Linked DNA regions of Homo sapiens: region 2 is linked to region 1. Evidence: chromatin loops called from intact Hi-C (ENCODE). Cell type or tissue: GM12878. All regions are shown on one strand. Links, peaks and the distances in the headings refer to the core of each region. The heading gives the core; the rest is flanking DNA. Region 1 overlaps LOC105377548 (a long non-coding RNA gene). Region 2 has its middle 69 kb from the start of HPGD.

The links. Hi-C counts contacts between places; a loop is a spot of excess contacts. Peaks named below come from ENCODE experiments on the same cell type or tissue, not always from the same donor. Only the 100,000 strongest peaks of a DNase experiment are listed, where the experiment ranks them.
Region 2: a loop joins it to region 1, with 5 times the contacts of the local background. A loop is called at or near these places in 7 of 110 quality-filtered maps.

Annotation. Positions count from the first base shown.
Region 1 is chr4:174,534,338-174,544,529 of GRCh38, reverse strand. LOC105377548 (a long non-coding RNA gene) reads right to left here. Exons shown (of 7, transcript XR_007058492.1): 4 at 9,249-10,192; 5 at 7,649-7,888; 6 at 6,318-6,398; 7 at 3,481-4,214. It also overlaps the pseudogene LOC100419741. Among named protein-coding and RNA genes, the nearest start is that of HPGD, 17 kb to the right of the region's middle. In GM12878, for the core only: no CTCF peak of the experiment used is centred there; a DNase peak (open chromatin) is centred at 6,109.
Region 2 is chr4:174,586,871-174,597,062 of GRCh38, reverse strand. No RefSeq gene overlaps it. Among named protein-coding and RNA genes, the nearest start is that of HPGD, 69 kb to the right of the region's middle. In GM12878, for the core only: no CTCF peak of the experiment used is centred there; a DNase peak (open chromatin) is centred at 5,234.

The DNA.
Region 1 (10,192 bases), core at 1,378-9,377:
TAGTTTCACTGCCCTAAACATCTTGTGTGCAATTACAGATCTTTGTTCTGTCTCCATAGTTTTACCTTTTCCAGAATGTCATAGTTGGAACCAAGGTACCCTTTTCAGATTGGCTTACTTCACTTAGAAATGTACATTTAAGGTTCCCCGCCCCCCGTCTTTTAATGGCTTCACAGCTCTTTTCTTTCCTTTTCTTTTCTTTCTCCTTCCTTCCTTCCTTCCTTCCTCCCTGTTTCTTTCTTTCTTTCTTTTCCTTCCTTCCTTCCTTCCTTCCTTCCTTCCTTTCTTTCTTTCTTTCTTTCTTTCTTTCTTTCTTTCTTTCTTTCTTTCTTTCTTCTTCAGACAGAGTCTTTCTCTGTCGCCAGGCTGGCATGATCTCAGCTCACTGCAACCTCCGACTCCCTGATTCAAGCGATTCTCCTGCCTCAGCCTCCTGAGTAGCTGGGATTACAGGCATGTGCCACCACGCCCAGCTAATTTTTGTATTTTTGGTAGAGATGGGGTTTCACCATGTTGGCCAAGATGGTCTCGATCTCCTAACTTGGTAATCCACCTGCCTCAGCCTCCCAAAGTGCTGGGATTACAGGCGTGAGCCACCGTACCCAGCCACAGCTCATTTCTTTTTAGCACTGATTAATATTCCATTGTCTGCTGTATCACAGTTTATTCATTCATTGACCTGCTGAAAGACATCTTGGTTGTTTCCAGGTTTTAGCATTTACATAAAGCTGCCATAAACATCTATATGCAGGCTTTTGTGTGGGCATAAGTTTTCATATTCTTTGGATAAATACCAAAGAGCAAGATTGCTAGATGAAATTTCCAGTAGAGATTTAGAAGTAATTTGAGTCCACTTTCAAATAACTCTATGCCACTTCATGGGTAGTGTAAGTACCTTATAATAAAAAAAATTCCAATTCCTCTCTCTTATCCATATCATTGCTGGCATTCATTACACTTATACATAAGCATACGTAAACATATATGTGTATATATACACACAAATACATTGTTGCTATTATTATTTTGAACAAACTGTTATCTGTTAGATGAATTAGGAATTAAAAATAGAAGTTTTTATTCTATCTTCATTTATTTCTTCTTTCATTCTCTTCCTATCTTTATGTAGATTCAAGTTTCTGACCTATATAATTGTACTTTTCTCTACAGAGCTTCTTTAACATGTCTTGCAAAGCAGGTCTACTAGCAACAAATTCCATGAATTTTTGATTGTCTGAGAAAGTCTTTATTTCTGCTTCACTTTTAAAGGATAATTTTGTAGGGTACAGAATTCTAATTTGGTGGGCTTTTTTCCGTGACATTTTAAATACTTCACTCTCTTCTTACTTGCACGGTTTCTGAGAAAAAGTACTATGTAATTCTTTGCTCCTCTATAGGTAAGATGTTTTTTCCTCTGGCTCCTTTCCAAATTTTTTCTTTATTTTTGATGTTCTGAAATTTGAATATAATATGCCTACGTGTAGTTTTTGTTGTGTTTTGGGTTTTTTGTTTTGTTTTGCTTTTGGTTTTTTTTTTCTCTCTCCCTCTCTCTTTTTGTTTTTTGCAACTGTCTGAGCTACCTAGATTTGTAGTCTGGTATCTGACATTAGTCTAGAAAACATTCTTAGTCATTATTGTTTTTGCTTCAAATATTTCTTCTCTTCCTTTCTCTCTTTTCCTTCTGGTATTCTCATTATGTGTAGTTAAACCTTTCGTTGTTGTCTCACAGTTCTTGGGTACTCTTTTTTGTTGTGTAGTCTTTTTTTTTTCCTCTGCTTTTCAGTTTTGGAAATTTTTTTTATTGAAATATCTCTAAGCTCAGAGATTCTTTCCTCAGTAATGTCTGAGGAATCATTTACAGAGGACCAGGCACTGGGCACCATTGCCATGCTAGGCAGTAGATCAGTGCTTTCCAGTCCATTTTATTAACTGGATCAGAAATACATGAAGATCTCTTGATAAGTGTGCAGATGTCCAAGGACTACCACATATCCATGGGGAAAACAGAGTACAGGTATTTGTATTTTCCCCATTTTAATAATCTGGGATTTATTTTCAATATTTCTTTCTACCCCATAGTAATCCTCACCAACACCAAGACACCACACTCATTTCAAAAATATTTGTGAGTCCTTTATCTAATCATAAATATTTCTCATATCTATCTACTTCCTTCCATCGTCATTTTTACTACAATGTAGTGTATGTTTCTGCTAGGCAACTACAATAACAGTGGTGAGATCTCGGCTCACTGCAAGCTCCACCTCCCGGGTTCACGCCATTCTCCTGCCTCAGTCTTCTGAGTAGCTGGGACTACAGGCGCCCGCCACCACACTCGCCTAATTTTTTGTATTTTTAGTAGAGATGGGGTTTCACCGTGTTAGCCAGGATGGTCTCGATCTCCTGACCTCGTGATCCGCCTGCCTCGGCCTCCCAAAGTGCTAGGATTACAGGCATGAGCCACTGCTCCCGGCCTACAATAACTTTTTAACTGGTATTCCTTTGTCCACTCTTGCCATTTACACCCATTCTTCCACAGCAGCCAGAGTGATTATTTCAAAATCACACTAAGGCATATCATGCCATTTCCTTGCTTAGTAACTTCCCAGCATAAAATCCCTATGCTAGTTAACTGATAACCTATTTTAGGAACTACGTCTTCTTATCTCCTGTAATAGTCTCTTTCTTTTACTATCATGGGTATGAATTTTCAAACTTAAAAATAAACTTGATTTTCAAAAGGGACAAAATTTTGGTCAATATGTAATTTGTACTGCAATACTCTCAAGAACATTTTTTTAAAAAATGGGAATAAAGAGAATTTAAGACTATGTTCACATCTAAATGTTGTCCAAAAGCACTTATTCAACACTCCTAATAAACCAGAGTACAGAGGCCAGTTCAGGAGTCTTAATTGACAATCAGCTTATGTAATTCTTTTCTCTAAAAGATTTCCATTTTACTATTGTACTTTTTTATCTTTTAAGGCACAGGTAGGCTAGATTTCTTTCAAAGTGAAAGTCGATTTAAACCTTTAAAAGTTTGTTTTAGTTCTTCAGATTTTTTTGTTTCTTTAAACACCACCATGTGGTCATGGCTGACTAGGTTAGGCTGAATGAAAACAGTGTGGTGAAATATCATTAATTTTGCGGTCAGAAGACAGGTTCAAACCCAAAATACATTTATTAATTTTAGGAACTTGGGCAATTTAATTAAGCTTTGTGAGCCTCAGTTTCCACATTAACATATTATATGGGCATAATAATAATAATAATAATAATGACTGCAAACAATTGTGAGGATTTAATATATAATACATGTAAATACAGAAAGCCCTACAAGTTAAATGCCTTCTTCTTAGGTGAATCAGAATTAAAAACAATTACTCTTTAAATTAAGGAAACTGTAGAATTTACCCTCTGGTTTTTCAGTTCCTTAATTATCTTTCCAATTTTTATTGTTAAAAACAAGCACACAAGGTATGTAAAGTGGGTTTATTGAAATAAGCTGTTCTTTCATGTTCATATCTTTGACAGATCTACACACTTGGAGTCCTTGCTAGGATATCTCTATGCCTCTAATCTGGGAATTGAAAAAATAAATCGCAAAAATGTACACATGTTATACACGTACTTCAGGTGACCTCAAATGTGGCATTATAAAATTTAAGAATTGGAATGGCTTTCAGAAGCAATCTCTTTTACTAATAATTCTGCAAGCAACTAATATTGGATGCTTAATATGTCAGACATCATGCTAAACGCTTTACATGTAGTTCTCCATGTATTAATTACTCCAATACTTTTGTATACATTATTTTTTATCTTCCTTGTATGCATGAGGGAACTGACACTCTGAAAGGTGAAATAACTTGCTTAAATTCACTAGTAAGTAGCAGTGCCAGATTCTGAAACCAAGTTGATTCACTAGTTCAAAGCCCATAGATTTACCCACCACATTCTTATAACTCATTAATGAAAACACTCATTAGAAAATGGGCAAGAGATGGTCATATTCACTGGACACCGAGTCTGGCTTAAGGTGATGAGTGTGGGAAGGTATGTGGGGAGGCCTTCTTCCTACTGCAAAGAGGCAAGTCTGAGGGCTGGCGCCACCCAGCAATGACTCTGCTTCTACTTCCGGAACGCCAAGGGAGACAATTCCGGTTCCGGGATCCCCCTTCTTGGTCACCTGCAAGTCCCAGCTCGCTCCACCTACAGAAAGAGAAGCCATCTCAGTATGATCTTTATGAACATAGCCGACCTTTAATGACTTCTGAGAGGAATGGAGTTTCCTTGATGAGCCTGAGAGCTGTGCCCCGTGATGCAGAGAACTTTGCCTATATAACCTCGCCAGGTTGTTGGTGTGGAGCAAAGGGAAAGCAGACACCCTCAGTGAAGTGTTTCAGTAGAAAGTGTCACAGCTAGGTCCATTCATCCAGAAGGCTCATCCCTGTGAGATGTGTGTTCTGGTCTTAAGGGACATTTTGTATCTGGCTGAGCAACAAGGAACGCTATCTGGGCAGAAATAGTACACTTGTGAGGCATGTGGGAAACAATTCTGGTTTAGTGCAAACATGCACCAGCACCAGAAGGAACACAATGGAATAGAGACGTGGACAATGCTTTCTCTGTGAAAGGCTGCAGATTTTAAGTGTCAGGAAGGCCTTTCGCCTGTGGGAAAGTTGGGAAGGATTTTCCTGGCAACTGTACCTTCTCCAACATAGGCCACTCACAACTGGATTGAAGCCACACATCAGCACCAAATGTGGGGAGGCCTTTCACAGCAGAAAAAGTCATTACAAGTGCAGTGAACCAGGAAAGCTTTCAGGTACAAATACAAACTTGTTCAACATCAGGGAATTCACAATGGAGAAAAGGCCTTAGGAGTGTGGCAAATGTGGGAAATTATTTAGCCAAAACTCCAATCTCATTTGTCACTGGATAATTCACGCTGGAGAAAGACTTATGAGTGTGGTGAATGTGGAGAATTTCTTTAGCCAAAGCTCTGTCTTCATTGAACACTAGAGAATTCACACTAGAGCTAGGCCTCATGTGTATGGTGAATATAGGATGTCCTTTAGCCAGAGCTCCATCCTTAGTTAATCACAGAGCGTTCACACTGGAGCAAAGCCCTGTGAATTTGGTAAATATGGGAAATCCCTTCAACAGAAAGCCCTGGACTCAATCAACACTGGAGAGTGCATGCTGGAGAAAGGCTTCCATATTCACTATAACAACTCAGGAGGAAAGCCTCTGTGAATGTAAAGGAGGCATCGAACTCCATACATCTGAACATCCACAGTGGAGAGGTTCCCCACAAATTCCAGGTAAGTGGGAAGCTTTAAGGAGCTGCGTTGTACTTTCTAACCTGCGCAGGCCAGGACCCTTGCCAGATTTAGGTCACTGCCAGTTTCTGTGGCATAAGCCATTTCACCTCTACCACCTGACAGGTTCCCCATAGTGTGTATTAGTCACCTCAGTGTAATAAAGGAAAGCAGATGTTTCTGTTCTCTCTCTCATTCCCTGGAGAAAATCACAAATAGTCTGTGCCCTTAGGGGAATGTCATTCCTTCCTCTCTGACTAGTTAAGGCACGATCCTGACCCAATCTTGTCTAAGAAGATTGCTCTAGCCTGGGTATTACCGGCAATTTGCAAATAATTTTCTCTTCTTCCAATTTTGGTCTAATTTGCTTTGCTGTCAAAACCCACCTAGGAAAGAGTATTTCACTTTGTGATCCTAATTTGTGGCCTGAATGCCAGGATTTCTTTGTAGGCTCAGAGTTCACCCTGAGGAGGGGAAAGTTGTTGTGACATCCTGTAGGACTCTGGGGAGAAGGATGAATCCCTTTTTCTCGGGGGATGTCACATAACTCCTAGCACCCCTGAGAAGACTCCAGGCACTGCAGAGGAACCATGTGCCTGGATGTCCAAAACTCAAGTTTCTGGTGTCATTTGTTAAGAGGCCAGGCTGAAACCATAATTGGCGCAGAAACACTGAGTGTGATTAATAAGGTCTGGAGGAGACTGCATCAAGGTCGAGAATGGTACCTCTTCTGCAGTGTCTCCATAGGTGTTTCAGTGGCTAAGGCTATGAGCATGGGTGGGTGCACTCCATGCTGGTGTTTTTCCTGGAACTGACATAACTGTCAGAGCAAATAAGGTTTTGTTTACTCATGTAATGACCTCAAGGCCATTGCTGCACAGTCAAGAAAATGAAAATAGAGAAATGAGAGATCTCATAGTCCAGGGCTGTGGCTTTTGTCACCCCTCTAACATTTCTGTTGACTCATATAGAGATGATGTTTATTGCTTACCAATATTTCCTGCCACTGATGCGGGCTGCCTTTCCCAAGGCATGGTGGAGTCAATATAGGGTTGCCAAACTTTATGTTTTCCTTTAAAAAGTAGATCCAGACTTTAAGTCATTTTTAACGTTCTATTGAAACATAATTGGCATGCTATAAACTACACATATTTCAGGTGTACAGTTGAGTTGATTATCAGCCTGGATGATATACCAAGACCTTCATCTCTATAAAAATATTTAAAAATATTAGCTCCACGTGGTGGAGCATGCCCTTAGTCCCAGCTGCTTGAGAGACTCGGGGGGACAATCCCTTGATCCTAGGAGTTCAACACTATAGTGAGCTATGATCACAGCCTTGCACTACAGCCTGTGCAACACAGTGAGACACTGTCTCTTTAAAAAAAAAAAACAAAAAACAAAAACCGGTGTACAACTGAGGTACTTTCCACATACATATAAACTCATGAAACTGTCACAATTATGCTAATGTACATATCCAAATATCCATTACTCCTGTATACCTTTCTAATAATCTTTCCCTACTCTCACTTGCCCTCCAGGCAACCCTTGATTTACCTTTTTTCAAAATAAATTAGTTAATATTTTCTGGAATTTTATATGATTTTAATTATAAAGTGTTTTTTATTATTCTTGTTTTCTTCATGCTGCATAATTATTTTAATATTCATTAATGTTGCTTATGTGAATAGTTCATTCTTTTCTTGCAGAGTCGCATTCTGTTCTATGGATATTATCACTATTTGTTTACCCATTTATCTGTTAGTGGATATTTGGGCTGTTTCTGGTTTTGGGTTATTACAAATAAAATGGCATAGTTGAAGTATACAATTTGACATGCTTAAACTCTTGAAACTGAAAGTTTCTTCCTGCGCTTGCAACATATAAAATTATTTTTACAAGGACCTAGTCTACCTTTTGTAATGGATATTTTATATGTAGACACAAATGGAGAGGGATGTATTATGAAACTCTAGAAGCCCTTCCCCAATCTTCCATCATTATATCATTTCATAGCCATTCTTGTTTCATCAGGCTCCACCGCATTACTAGGTGACTTTACGTACAATTCCGGACATCATGTCATTTAATGCATAATTTTTTCAGGATGCACTTCTATAATGTAAGTGTTCTGTCATAACTCTAATAATTCTCATACAAAATGAAAATATTTAAAAATATTAAAAACAGATAAGCAAATGAGTTGATAACCAAATAAAAATACTATAAGTGATCAATAAGCATATGAAAAATATTCAACCTCACTAACAATAAAGATATACACATTTAAATAAAAAAACTATTTATTTCTTTTCTTACCCACATTTGGCAAAGATGTAAATGAGTGACAGTATTTGATAGGAGGGATATGGTCACCTTCAAATTAATTGGTGGGAGTATACATTGGAATCTCGTTTTTGCTCTTTTGTTTTTGCTTTTGGAGTCAGGGTCTCACTCTGTTGCCCTGGCTGGAGTGCGGTGGTGTGATCACAGCTCTCTGCAGCCACGAACTCCTGGGCTCAAGCAGATATCCTGTCTCAGCTTCCCAAGTAGCTGGAACTAGAGGTGCACAGCAACATGTCCAGTTAATTTAAAAATTTTTTTTTGTAGAGACAGAGTCTCATTACATTGCCCATGCCTGGTCTCTAACTCCAAGCCTCAAGGCCATCCTCTCACCTCAGCCTTCCAAAGCACTGAGATTACAAGCATGAGCCGCTGCACCCGGCGAATACCACATTTTTGGAAGGTAATTTGGCATATCCTCATAGCTCAGAAATTTTACTTTTAGGAATTTAACCTAAGGACATAACTAGAATACTTCAAAAAAGTGTAAGAAATGCAAATAATCTAAATGTCCAAAAAACGGATATTGGTAAATTAACTTACAAAATTTTGGTGTATTGGAATACATATGGAATACAGTTTTGTCATTTAAAATAATACTGTTAATAGGATAACGAATACATTTTAATTTATGTGCCAAATTTTATAATATCTTATTAATAACTTCACTTGTCATGGACAGAAATAATAAAATTAGCAAAATATGTATGGTTTATTATGGATCATAATAATTATTACATAAATACAACTAAGATCAACTTATATATTTAAATGTGAACATTTTGTTTCATATGGTTAGCAAAGTCACGAATATTTTGGCAATATTCTGTGAATCCCAATCAACATTTAGTCCATTATGTTCTCTTTGTAGACCACATAATTATATTGTTTTCTATTTTTTAATTGACACATTGTATTGTACATATTTATGGGATACAATTTGATGTTTTGATACATGTATATGTTGTATAATAATCAAATTAGGGTAGCTGGCGTATTCATCACCTTGTGCATTTTTCATTTCTTTGTAATAAGAACATTCCAAAACCTCTCTTCAAGGTATTTTATAATATACAATCCCTTACTGTTAACTATCTTCACCCTATTATGCAAAAGGACACCAGAACTTCTTTCTATCTTCTTGTAACTTTGTACCTGTTGGCCAACCTCTCCCATCCTCCCCAATCTCTCATTTTCTCCCCGGTGTCAGTAACCACTGCTCTACTCTCTAATTCTGTAAGATCGACATTTTTTTTTAGATCCCATTTCAAAATGTTAACTTTAAAAAGCAAGTTATTAAGCCACATATTTTCTTCATATGCCCTACTCAAATCTAGAATTGTTTTGTCTTCTTGACTTTAAAGTCTGGAAATTTTATCAAAAAAGAGGTTAGTTTAGCATGAGAACTTCTTATTGAACCCATCCTGGCTCCACCACCTTGCCTTACTAAGAGCTCAAAAATAATTGGTTCAATATTTAAGCATAGAATTATGCTGCAGATGGATACCAACGTCACCTCAGTACAATTTCTGGAATTTATATATGATAACATCTTCCTTAGCCCCACTCCTCTCACCATCTTGACCTGTCCTTTGAAAACATAGCCATGTGTAAATTTCTGGTCTCTGGTACCCATCACGTTCTCCTCCAGGTTTGTTCACGGCAGCTCTTTAATCACAAAAGAAAATGCTTAGACACTGAAGAATGTCATTTGTTGGGATTAATAATTATTACTCCTTCTAAAAGTATCCAGATCATCTGTTTCATTCTTCTGAACCCCTTGTGATTTCAGACCATTCTTGCTTTGTTCTTTTTAGTTCAAATAATGTTCTCCTGGATAAAGAAGATTATAAACAAAATAGCACTGTGAAACAGAGGATTCATCTGATTAGGTCTGCCAAATTTAGCATGCCCTGCTTGCTTTTGGTTACCTGCTTTTTATCTTTTTCTTTTCTTTTTTTTTTTTTTTTTTCATGAAGCTGAAAGCCACAGTAATTGAAGGCTGCACCACTGAACGCTGAAACTTAACCTTCATTAGCGGCATAATAAATTGAACATTTATAAATCACCATGGTAATGGTCACTTCAGTTATTTTTCAGGAATGTGGGACAGCTCCTGACCAGTTCAAACTGGTTGACTCTTCAGCTGGGCCTCTGTAAATGCCGGAGAGCATTTTGACATCAGAGGACCAAAAATTCCACCCTCAGATCATAATACCATCATTTTCTGCAAATGTGTCCTATGAAATGCCACATATCCCAACTATGTTTGCATAGATCACTGATTGCTTCATTTTTCCCCCACTGACAATCACCTTTTCCCACATCTTAGCTGACCCCACTTCTATAACCTATAAATATCCCTAAGCCTTATCTTCTGGGAGGTGGAGTTGAGACCTGTTCTTCACCTCCTCACTGGCTGCCTCATGAATAGTCTTCTCTTTTGCAAAATCCATTATCTCAGTGATTGACTTGCTGCAGTTGGGCAGAAAGAACCTGGTTGATGATCATTGTAGAAGC
Region 2 (10,192 bases), core at 1,532-9,531, 52 kb before region 1:
CAATCACTTTACACTAGGCTTTTTGTTAACATGGCTCTGCTCCCTCTGTTGTGAAAATTGCCGTATTGTCTGAAAGCCATTACTTCTTTAGCTTTTTTCTGTCATTTATTCCTTCAAATATTTTTTATCAGAACCTAGTATAGTTGGTTCCAGGAAATACAATGATAAAATAAATATTTCCTTCTCTCAAGTTGCTCAGTACAGTGAAGGAGAGAGGCAACAGAATAAAATATTAAAATGCAGAATGATATGATAAACAGTACACATTGCTGTGTCAACAGATAACTGAAAGGGAGACAGGGATGAGAAGAGAGTTAGGGAAACCTTCCCAGAGGATGCTGTGCTTCAGAGTAATCAGGAGCTATCCAGCAGAAGAAGATAAAAGCATCTTTACAGCAGAAGCAGCAGTAAATGCACAAATGCCCAGGAAACACGGGACAAGAGAGGAACACCAGCAGATGAACATACACACAGGCTGAAAATGTCAAGACAGAGGGCTGGACAGATACATTATTCAATATTCTTTTTTTTTCTTTTTTTGAGACAGAGTCTTGCTCTGTTGCCCAGGCTGGTGTGCAGTGGCGTGATCTTGGCTCACTGCAATCTCTGCCTCCTGGGTTCAAGCTATTCTCCTGCCTCAGCCTCCCGAGTAGCTGGGATTACAGGTGCCTGCCCCCATGCCCAGCTAATTTTTGTATTTTTAGTAGAGATGGGCTTTCACCGTGTTGGCCAGGCTGGTCTCGATCTCCTGACCTCAAATGATCTGCCTGCCTTGGCCTCCCAAAGTGCTGGGATTACAGGAGTGAGCCACCATGTCTGGCCTTCAAAATTCATTTAAAAATAACACTTTTACTAATTTGATGCAAAATATGAATAATATTCAGCTATCCAGCGTAGACAGAAATCTCAATATCAACAGAGGAAAGTGGGTTCAGCTAGTATATTTTGGTCTTTTGTCTTCACTTTGCAGGAGACTTGTCATGCTGATGGTCACTGCGTTTCCACTGTTTTTTTTTTCATGGACTCGGTAGTCCGCAAAATACATCCGAGCATAGGGGTTCTTAGGACTGAGAGAAGTGTTATGTACAATCATCTACCCTAACATGGCTGTAGGTCCCTAGTGTGACTTCAATTTTTCCTGTCATCAAAATGATGTTATATAATGATAAATAGCACTCACCTTTATGCTCTATGCCCTGGGTACTTATTCCTCATTCTTTGAGCATTCACAGCCAAATTGTCTGAGGCAAAATCATCTGACAGGAATCTGTTGCCATCCTTCCTTCAGTCAACACAGATTCTGATGATAAGTTGTTCAGTCTGTGCCCTTTTCCCTAGAAGGTGCACTCACACTATAGTACAGCGTGCTGGGAAAATAGCTCAGACTCATCCAACATGACAACTAAATAACTCCACAGAAGTAAAACAGGCAGCAGGAAATGTGGCAGAAATGGATATTTCTAAGCAGTTGAAATCTACATCATCTATTTAATCCACTCCAGGTGTTGAGTGAGTTCTACAAGAAACCGAACAGGGTATGAAAGCTTAAACATGTAGATTCCCCTGGGTGACTGAGTGCTGTGGCTGCTGATATTCCTATTACATTGCCTTTGGTTATCTTTTTCAGGAAGTGATGATCAGATGTGAGGCATTACCAGAAATCTGTGTCACCAGATACCTGAAATACAAATGCTGGATGAGGGTATAAGGAGCAGAGATGACTGTCAACAGTCTCAGCCCATTTAAAATTTTGGAATGATTTGTTTAGGTCACGTAGGCCACAATGACCATGGAATCTCTGCGTTGAAGACTGGCTTCAGAATATGCAGAAAATTCACACAGAAAAGAATGCTGATGGTAAATAAACACATAGAAAAATGTTAATTCTCACTAGCAGTTGAAAGAATGTAACTTAGAACCAATTCTATGGCCTATTTTGGACCATACTAAATAGACACTTTTATTTTCTCCACAAGGGCAGATGTTTCTCCATGTTTTCGTTCACTGATGTATTCCCAATTCCTAGGAGATGGCTTGGCATAAATATTTTGTGAGAGACAGCACGAATGGCAATACTCAAATATTAACCATCATGTGGTGATGCCAGAATATTGGCTTACTGCTCAAAACATAGTAAATTGAAGGAGTTCTTTTAGAAATGGATCAAATAAAACTAAAATTATCTTCACTAGGATCTAGTAACACCTCTCCTGGAAATTTATTTTAAAGAAGCAAAAATGCTTTATACATGAAGCTGCTAATCCTAGCAGTACCCTTTACAGCAGAATCCCATTTAAAAAACTTACATATCTGACTCCATGAAAATGTTCAAATAAATTATGTTTCACCAATTAGACAAAATATTACACAGGCAGAAAAAAATTATCAACTCTACAGAGCAAGAAAATTTCCATTCTTTGGTGGTAATTACATATGTCATATTTATGCATATGAACAATTGAAAATGAATGTAGAAAATAAAAATTTTAGTTGGGATAAAATTATTTTTAATGTTTAAATAAAATTGTCTTTTTAACATTGTTTTTTAAGTAGACGAATGAGAAATTGATACCCTGATTTCAGTTTTTATGTATAGTATTCACATTTTTCAATCTCCTTCTCTTATGCAACTGGGAAGTGGGGATGGGCAGAAAAGGGCAAATTTCTTCTAGAAGGAATCTCGATTCCATCATTACCACAGAGGAACCTTGTGTGTATAAGTGGCAGGACACTACAAATGAGGAAAATCCTGAAAACATAAGAAGGAAAATGGTACCCTTTTAATCTACCAAACATAAGTCCTAAAGAGTGCATGGGTTTTTACCAGATTTACCAATAGTCTTGTTAATCTCAAGTACCATCTCTTATTCCAGGGCACATACACTAAAAACAAAATGACCTGCTACCTGTCCAGACGAAAATGATATATGCAACCCTAAAACTTTTTGCTAATAGGACGGAGTATGCATAGTTATCTTTGTCTCTGATTTGCTGCCAATGAGTCAATTTAGGCAAATATAAGTCTTTAACAAAGGTCTACAAGAAAGTGCAACCTTTCCATATTGCACATGACATTCTTAATAAAGCTCAGAAAGACACAGGCGTCTGACTTGTGACTATGTAATCTAGTTGGATAATATGCATATGACTGTCTTTTCAAGTGATGGCATCTTGAGAAAAGTATTATCAGAGTCGTAAGAGTATCTTTCGTAACAAAATGAACCATTCAAGAAAGACAAATAAAGGAGAACTAGAAGCAAGAATACTTCCACAATCTTGAACTATGATACAATGAAACCTTTTTGGTCAAAGTCAGAAATAAGAATTATAGTTGGAGAATAATACAAGCACTTTAGCACAAGATTTTACAAAAATATGTCCATCTCTTTAAGGGCCTAAAATATACAAGTAGCAAATGTCATTGAATATAATGGATGATTTAGTAGTCAATCTGAAAGCTATTATTAATCAATACGATGATTCCATATTACATGTGGCCAACCATGAAAGCTCTTACTGTCTTTAAGAAATTTTAGTGCCTTTTATTTTAGAAGCACTGAGGTGAGAGAAAATGTCTTAGTACAATTTTTTTTTATGAATAATCTACACAAAGCCACCTAACATAAATGAGGAAATAATTTAAAGTGGCAGATATAGGCAGTGAAGAGGCAGTTTAGATATTGGCCATAAACTGAGGCTCAACATTTTGCAAGAAAAGAGACTGAAAATGCCACATATCCTCTCTGGAGGGTATTTCGTGGCTTGTTGATCCACTAAATGTTCAGCCTGAATTGAGAACCCATTCGTAAAATTCCTGGGACTTGTGAGTATTCCGATTTTCTCCATTTGCAGGATTGAAAGTTTGAGCAATAGAATGGCAGTCACCTCATGAATCATGACTCAGCCAGGCTGAAAGCATAGCTCTGTGACTCTAGTCATGTGCTAAAAATAAAAACTGGAAGTTAATGTTGTGGTGGCCACAGCCCCTTCATCCAGGATTATCCTGATCATTTTGAGGCAAGTCCCTGGCTTAGCCCCATGCTGGGGGATAAATCTTGCTGTGTGGCAAGATTCCTTTGAAAAACTAGAATAACAGATTACTAAAATCAAAAAAGTACTATTCATTATCCATTAATAGTGTGTAAATGTGACAAACCCGAATCACTGAAATAATAGAGAAGATATTAATAAGATATAATTAATAATAAAGATATTAATAGAGAAGATATTAATATTAATATCAATTATTAATCTCATCACCTTGCTGAAAATCTTCCTGTGTCCAGCTATCAACTAAGTCTGTGTGTGTTTCTTCTTCTCACTTCAATATATTGAGCCTGAAAGGGGCCTAACTACTGTGGAGTTTGAGGTACTAAAACGAGACTAAATAAATATCTAACCATTTTATCTCTGAGTATGAGACCTTACTTATATGTTTTTCTTTAATTTGGTAAAGAGGAAACAAAAACAGATTGAGTTTTCTCCATGCCATTTATGTTTTTTCTCATTTAAATGACTACATCTTATTCAACTCTTTCCTTCTACCTTCCTGCACACTCTTTTCTCTAATTTCTTAACTTTACATAATTATGGCATGAATCACAAGAGTACTTAATTTCTCTGTATCACAACTTCCTTTTGAAGCAAGCATAATCGTAACAGTATGTACTGCTGCTGCATCCACCATTTTAAATATTAATGAAGAAGCAGATGTAAATTTTTGAAAACAAATCCCAAGGTTCTCTACCCAAGATAAGACTATATTATTCCTAAGAAGTACACCAAAATGGCATTGGCTGTACATTCTTATGTCAGTTACGATGCTTTTGGTTGCCAGTAATAAAAAAAAAAATAAGGCCTAATTAGTACAGGTAATTTATTAATTTATCTAATCAAAGGCCCAGGGGGGCAAATTTTTGGTATAATTTCATCAGGGTTCATACTTCCTTTGCCACTTATTGACTATGGCAGAGTTGGCAAACTGCATAACCCTCTAAGCCTCTGTTGTCTCATCTATCAAATGGGAAGGATATTAATTACATGATACATTATTATCAAAATGCTTAGATACATTATTATCAAAATGCTTAGATATGTTATTATCAAAATGCTTAGCACAATGCCCGGCACTTAGCAAGTACTGATAAATATTTATCATTCTACTAAGAAGGGGTGGGGGTGAAGGGAAATGTCCCATTTAGAGTAGGGTTGGGCCAGATCAGATACCACATTTACCACTTCCCTATCTCTTCTCAGCCGTAGATTCTAAGTCATCTCATGCATAATAATCTCTTGAAAAGTGTACAGCTTTTAGTCATCCTCAGAAATATTATGATTTCTGTTTAAGAGATTAACCCAGCCCTTATAAGTAAAGTCTTAATTTTAAATGATAGAAAACATAAGATAGAAAAATCCAGGTTATTTTTTAAATCTCTGCTTATGAAAGAAAGACAAACTACCAAAGTTCAATGATCATCATGGCATGTTCTGTCAGAGCCTGACTACCTGGGTTTGCATCTCAACCGTGCTACTTATCCTGTGTGTGAGCTTGAGAAAGTTACTTAAATTTCTTTGAGCTGGAATATAAGTTGCCACATCTATCAAACGGAGCAATAATGCTCCCTATCTAGATGTGCATGATGTATAAGTCAATACTGTTTTACATAATACAGGAAGTGTCACATAAGTGTTAGCTACTTGTAACAGCTACCGTTATCTAATTCCATAACTACAGGTTAAATGATTGCCTATGATAACATCTAAAACATGAGAAAGTCACCTGATTATATCTGGGAAGATACAAGAAATTTAGAAGAATTTTTATCAGTGTCTTTCTACAACCCTTTAAAAAAAACACACATTCTTGCTTATAATTTTATCCCATCACTAAAGAGTGAAGAAAACAAATGCAAAAAAACTATCATCCTGCCTCAGTGAATTGCTCCAACCTGGTTTTATGACTTCCCATTAGGAAGAGCTGCAGGGAGGACAGCTATCCCACCCTTAGAGGCATCCTGAGTGCCAGGGCATGGACAAGGAGGTTTCGTGTGATGTAATGAAGTCTGCTTCCTGCAATTGCAGGGTGGGGGTGGGTGGGGGAATTAAAGCCAACTCAAAAAAGTAAATATTATTATCAGTAAAGGGCTTCTTCTTTATGAATCAAATTAAAATTTGCAGGACTCCATCGTGTCAGTTTAGAGTACCTTTTCTGCAGTATAAATTGAATAAAAAAGGATTGTTGTCTAGATTCTCTCACTAGAAAAATATTCTAGTCATAACCCCACCGAAGTAACAAATTGGTATTATTTTGTATTGAATTAAGTAATACTATTTTAATCAACATAAAATTGTAAACAAAACAAAAAATATATAAAAACTGCCAATTTGAGTACCAAACACCCTATGAGAGCTCAAGTTTTGTATGATTTCGATGCTGAAGATAATGCTAAACTCTGGAATGTCCCATTCAAAATCAGTTTTCCATGGCAGCTCTTTCACTGAATGTTTTCTTTGTGATGTTAATACAATTTAGTTTTTGAATACATGGCAAACAGTATGGTACAAGAGGTCAAACTAAGTTTCAATTTTTGTTTTGGAAATTGTCAAGAGAGGATCAGGAAGAATATCTTAATAATGTCCTATTTTTGAAGGCATATTTATTTTCAAAAATCCATGGAAACCCTTCTTGGAAAAATCTAGTCAACAAGTTTAAATTATCTTAAAAATGTATTCAGTGACTAGAAGATGCTTTTTTAAAACTCTATGTTAGCCATATGTATACTATAAATAAGACTAGATTGAGGTTAAGTGAATTTATATGTTTATACTTAAGAGTTAAAAACTGACCAATAAAATCCATTAAAATAACATTTTGGTAGTTTGATTCAAGTTGAGCTATGATGAACTAGCAAAAACAGATTTTGTTAGTCCCAGGTCACTATGAAGTAGCCAAATATTTATTTTAAATAGTCCCTATTGAATCAAAATTAATTTTTCTTAGATTTAGACAAAATACATTTCCTTCCACATGCTCAATACTTCAATGGCAGCTGGATATGCTACAATGCAACCAATAATGTTCTTCTTCTTTTTCTTCCTTTAACACCATTTTGGTCATAAAATCTGAGAGTCTCTGAGGGGGAAGAAAAAACTCATAGAATGTCTTTTTTTTTTTTTTTTAACTTGGACTCTCTACCTCGGCTAGAATTTCTTAATTTTGTTTATTTACATTTTCCTTTCCCATTCACACTGAGCTCATAACTGAGCCCACTAGTATCCTGCCCCAAAATATTCATCAATTTCAGAGTCTACCGTTGCCATGTTTCCATTTTCCACAGTGATATTTCCATATTTACCTGGGATTCTCCCCACAGGTAAAATGTTTCGGGCAAAAGAGAAACTATTGGGAGTCAGAAATTGGAGTCAGGAAGTAGAATCGCCCTGAAGTGCCTCCTGCTCTTTTTCCCACAATTCTTGGAAGGACATATTAAAGAAAGCATCAGCTCAGCTGAAGAATACATTAGCAACTCCGGCTAATTTACATTGGTTAATCAGATTACTGCACTAATGAGTTCCAAGCTACAGCTTCATTCCCATACAGTCCTTTTATCATTGCCGTCTTAGGTAAAAATCAAAAAGTGTAAGCCCAAAAGGTCTATAAGCAAAACAATTTTTCTAATAGAAAAAAAGATCAGAAGCTTTGTTTTCTAACAAGAGATAGTTAAATTAGAGTATGTAATTATTATAGAATACATAGTACATACACTATTTTTATGTAATTTATGTAACATATAGTATATAGTTATAGCATATGCTATATTGTCTTTAGTATGATATATACATGTTTATCCAATAATAATTTATAAAATATTGCAATGAAAAATGCTATTTTCATTAATATTACAGTTACATTATATATATATAAACAACCTAAAGGGACTAAACAAAATAATAGGTTACTTTTTTAGGATTGATTGCTTACGATTTTTTCCTAATTTTTAAGCATTCTATATTGTTTTACTATTGATAAGCAAAAAAAAGAAATAGGAAGAAGGATAACTCACTCTGTGTATTTATGCATTAGATATGATCAAATGGTTAATAATTTCACTCAAGAAGACCTTTTAAAATCACATAAGTTTTCAGTTAGTATGTATAATGCATTTGCTTACTTGCTTCAGGTAAACAAGTAGTAATCAAGTGTAAAATTTATATTCTTGTATTTATACATTTCTTGATCCATGTAACTCTACTCTCTAACTTGAGGATACCATGATCCTAAGGATTTCCAAAACTTGGGTAGAGTTTCTTGATAATTTCCAACTGAAAACCAGCTCTGCCGACAGTTTAGCAACTAGAACATGCAATGTAGAAGGAAAGCTTGAGTCTTTCTTACTCCTTCACTTTTGACTCTAAAATTTGCACCTTTCATCGATCTGGCTTTTGCACAATGAATAACCATCCAGTCATAAAAGGTTCTAGACTCAATCTAATCTTAAATAGCAATATTGCCCCTTCTGTTTGTGCTGTACTAAGGAGCAGGTAATAGCTATGGTTTTGAATCCGGTAGCAGTTTAAAGTAAGATAATCAGTAATTCACTCTGCCAAATAACTGTCATACAATTGTTACAGAAATAATATTTGTATCATGCATGCTGATTTTTGACTCGCAAATATCATAGGTTAGAGAGCACTGAAAAAGTTTTAATAGGTAAAATATTAGTTTTATAAAACTCCACTCAAAATGTAAGCTTTTGTGAACCACATGTACTCCTATATGAATATTTTTACTATTTTTACATCATTTCATCTCCATGTTTCTCCATCTCTGGATTTGTGAAGTAATAGTTCTAACTATAGTTATGTTCTTAGAAATAAAAAAGTGGAAAATTACCTAATTTATTTCAAGTATAAGAACGAATAGTCATCTTAGTGTTTACACCATATATTCACTCTCAAAATGCATGTAAACACAAAAATCAAAAACAAAATGGCTACTCACAGCTACAAATTCACATTCTGTATGTCCTGCTCTACCCCTACCTCCAAGCCAACAACAGCAGCAAAAGAAAACAAAATTCACCAAAGGACCATCCACAGCACAAATCATCTTGTTTTCAGAAATGAGAATGTATCACAAATATAAATGTGTCTGAATAAGTGTTTGTTCATTTTTAGTCTGTTTCTATACCATTTATATATTATTTTCTCTTATCAAACATTTTAGAAAAGCTGCCTGTTCTTACTTAAAGAATTGCTTTTCACATTTCCCCCTCAACAGGTTTGTATACGTTTTTGAGTTCTATTCTTCTGTTGTTGATTGGTTACTACATCGTTTCTGGGCAACAGTACCCTTAGGAACACTTCTTTCCCCATGTTCTATTTTCTATTATTTTTTAAATGGGCAGTGGCTTATGTCAACTGTCAACCTAAAAGATTATTTTAACCTGTCTGTCAGTCTTCTGGGACTAAACATGCCTTCCTGGGATGGCAAATATCAATCAATACAAGAAATTTGATCTGGTCCTTCAATGTACTAAAATTCTGTGAGTTAATGTTAAAATAGTTGAATCAGATAGGTCACAATGCTAAAGTAGCTGAAACTACACATTCAGCCTGGTCCTGATCGAAATAACTCTCTTCTGTTTGTTCTTCAACAAATTCTTAGTGCCTATTGGGTCCTATGAAAGAGTAAGACTGCATCTGGGAAAATTCAACACTGCTTCTGGAAAGCTGTACCAGAAAGCCAATGGTGCCAGTTTTATAAGCGAATGAAATGTCATTGTGTCTTAAATTGATGACTGCCAGCTATAAGAATCACTTAGGTTTCTGGAATTCCAAAGCATAGAATTTATCTGAACCAGTGAGCACTGAGAATGGTTCTTTTGCCTTAGGTTTCTCCCCAGAAATTATATTTTCATCCATTTATTCATCCACAAACCTTCTAATTTTAATAATTTCTCTCAAAGTGGATGAAAAATATTCTATCCTATGAAACACCCTAATTTTTAGTTTTGCCATTTTCATCTACTCAACTTTAAAAGGTGTTGTTCTATAATACTTTACATATCTCAAACTATGCAATCTGAATATAACTCAAAGTTCCTGCACATTAATAAAAGTCTGCGCCCCGTCCGGGAGGGAGGTGGGGGCCAGCCCCCGGCCGGCCAGCCGCCCCGTCAGGGAGGGAGGT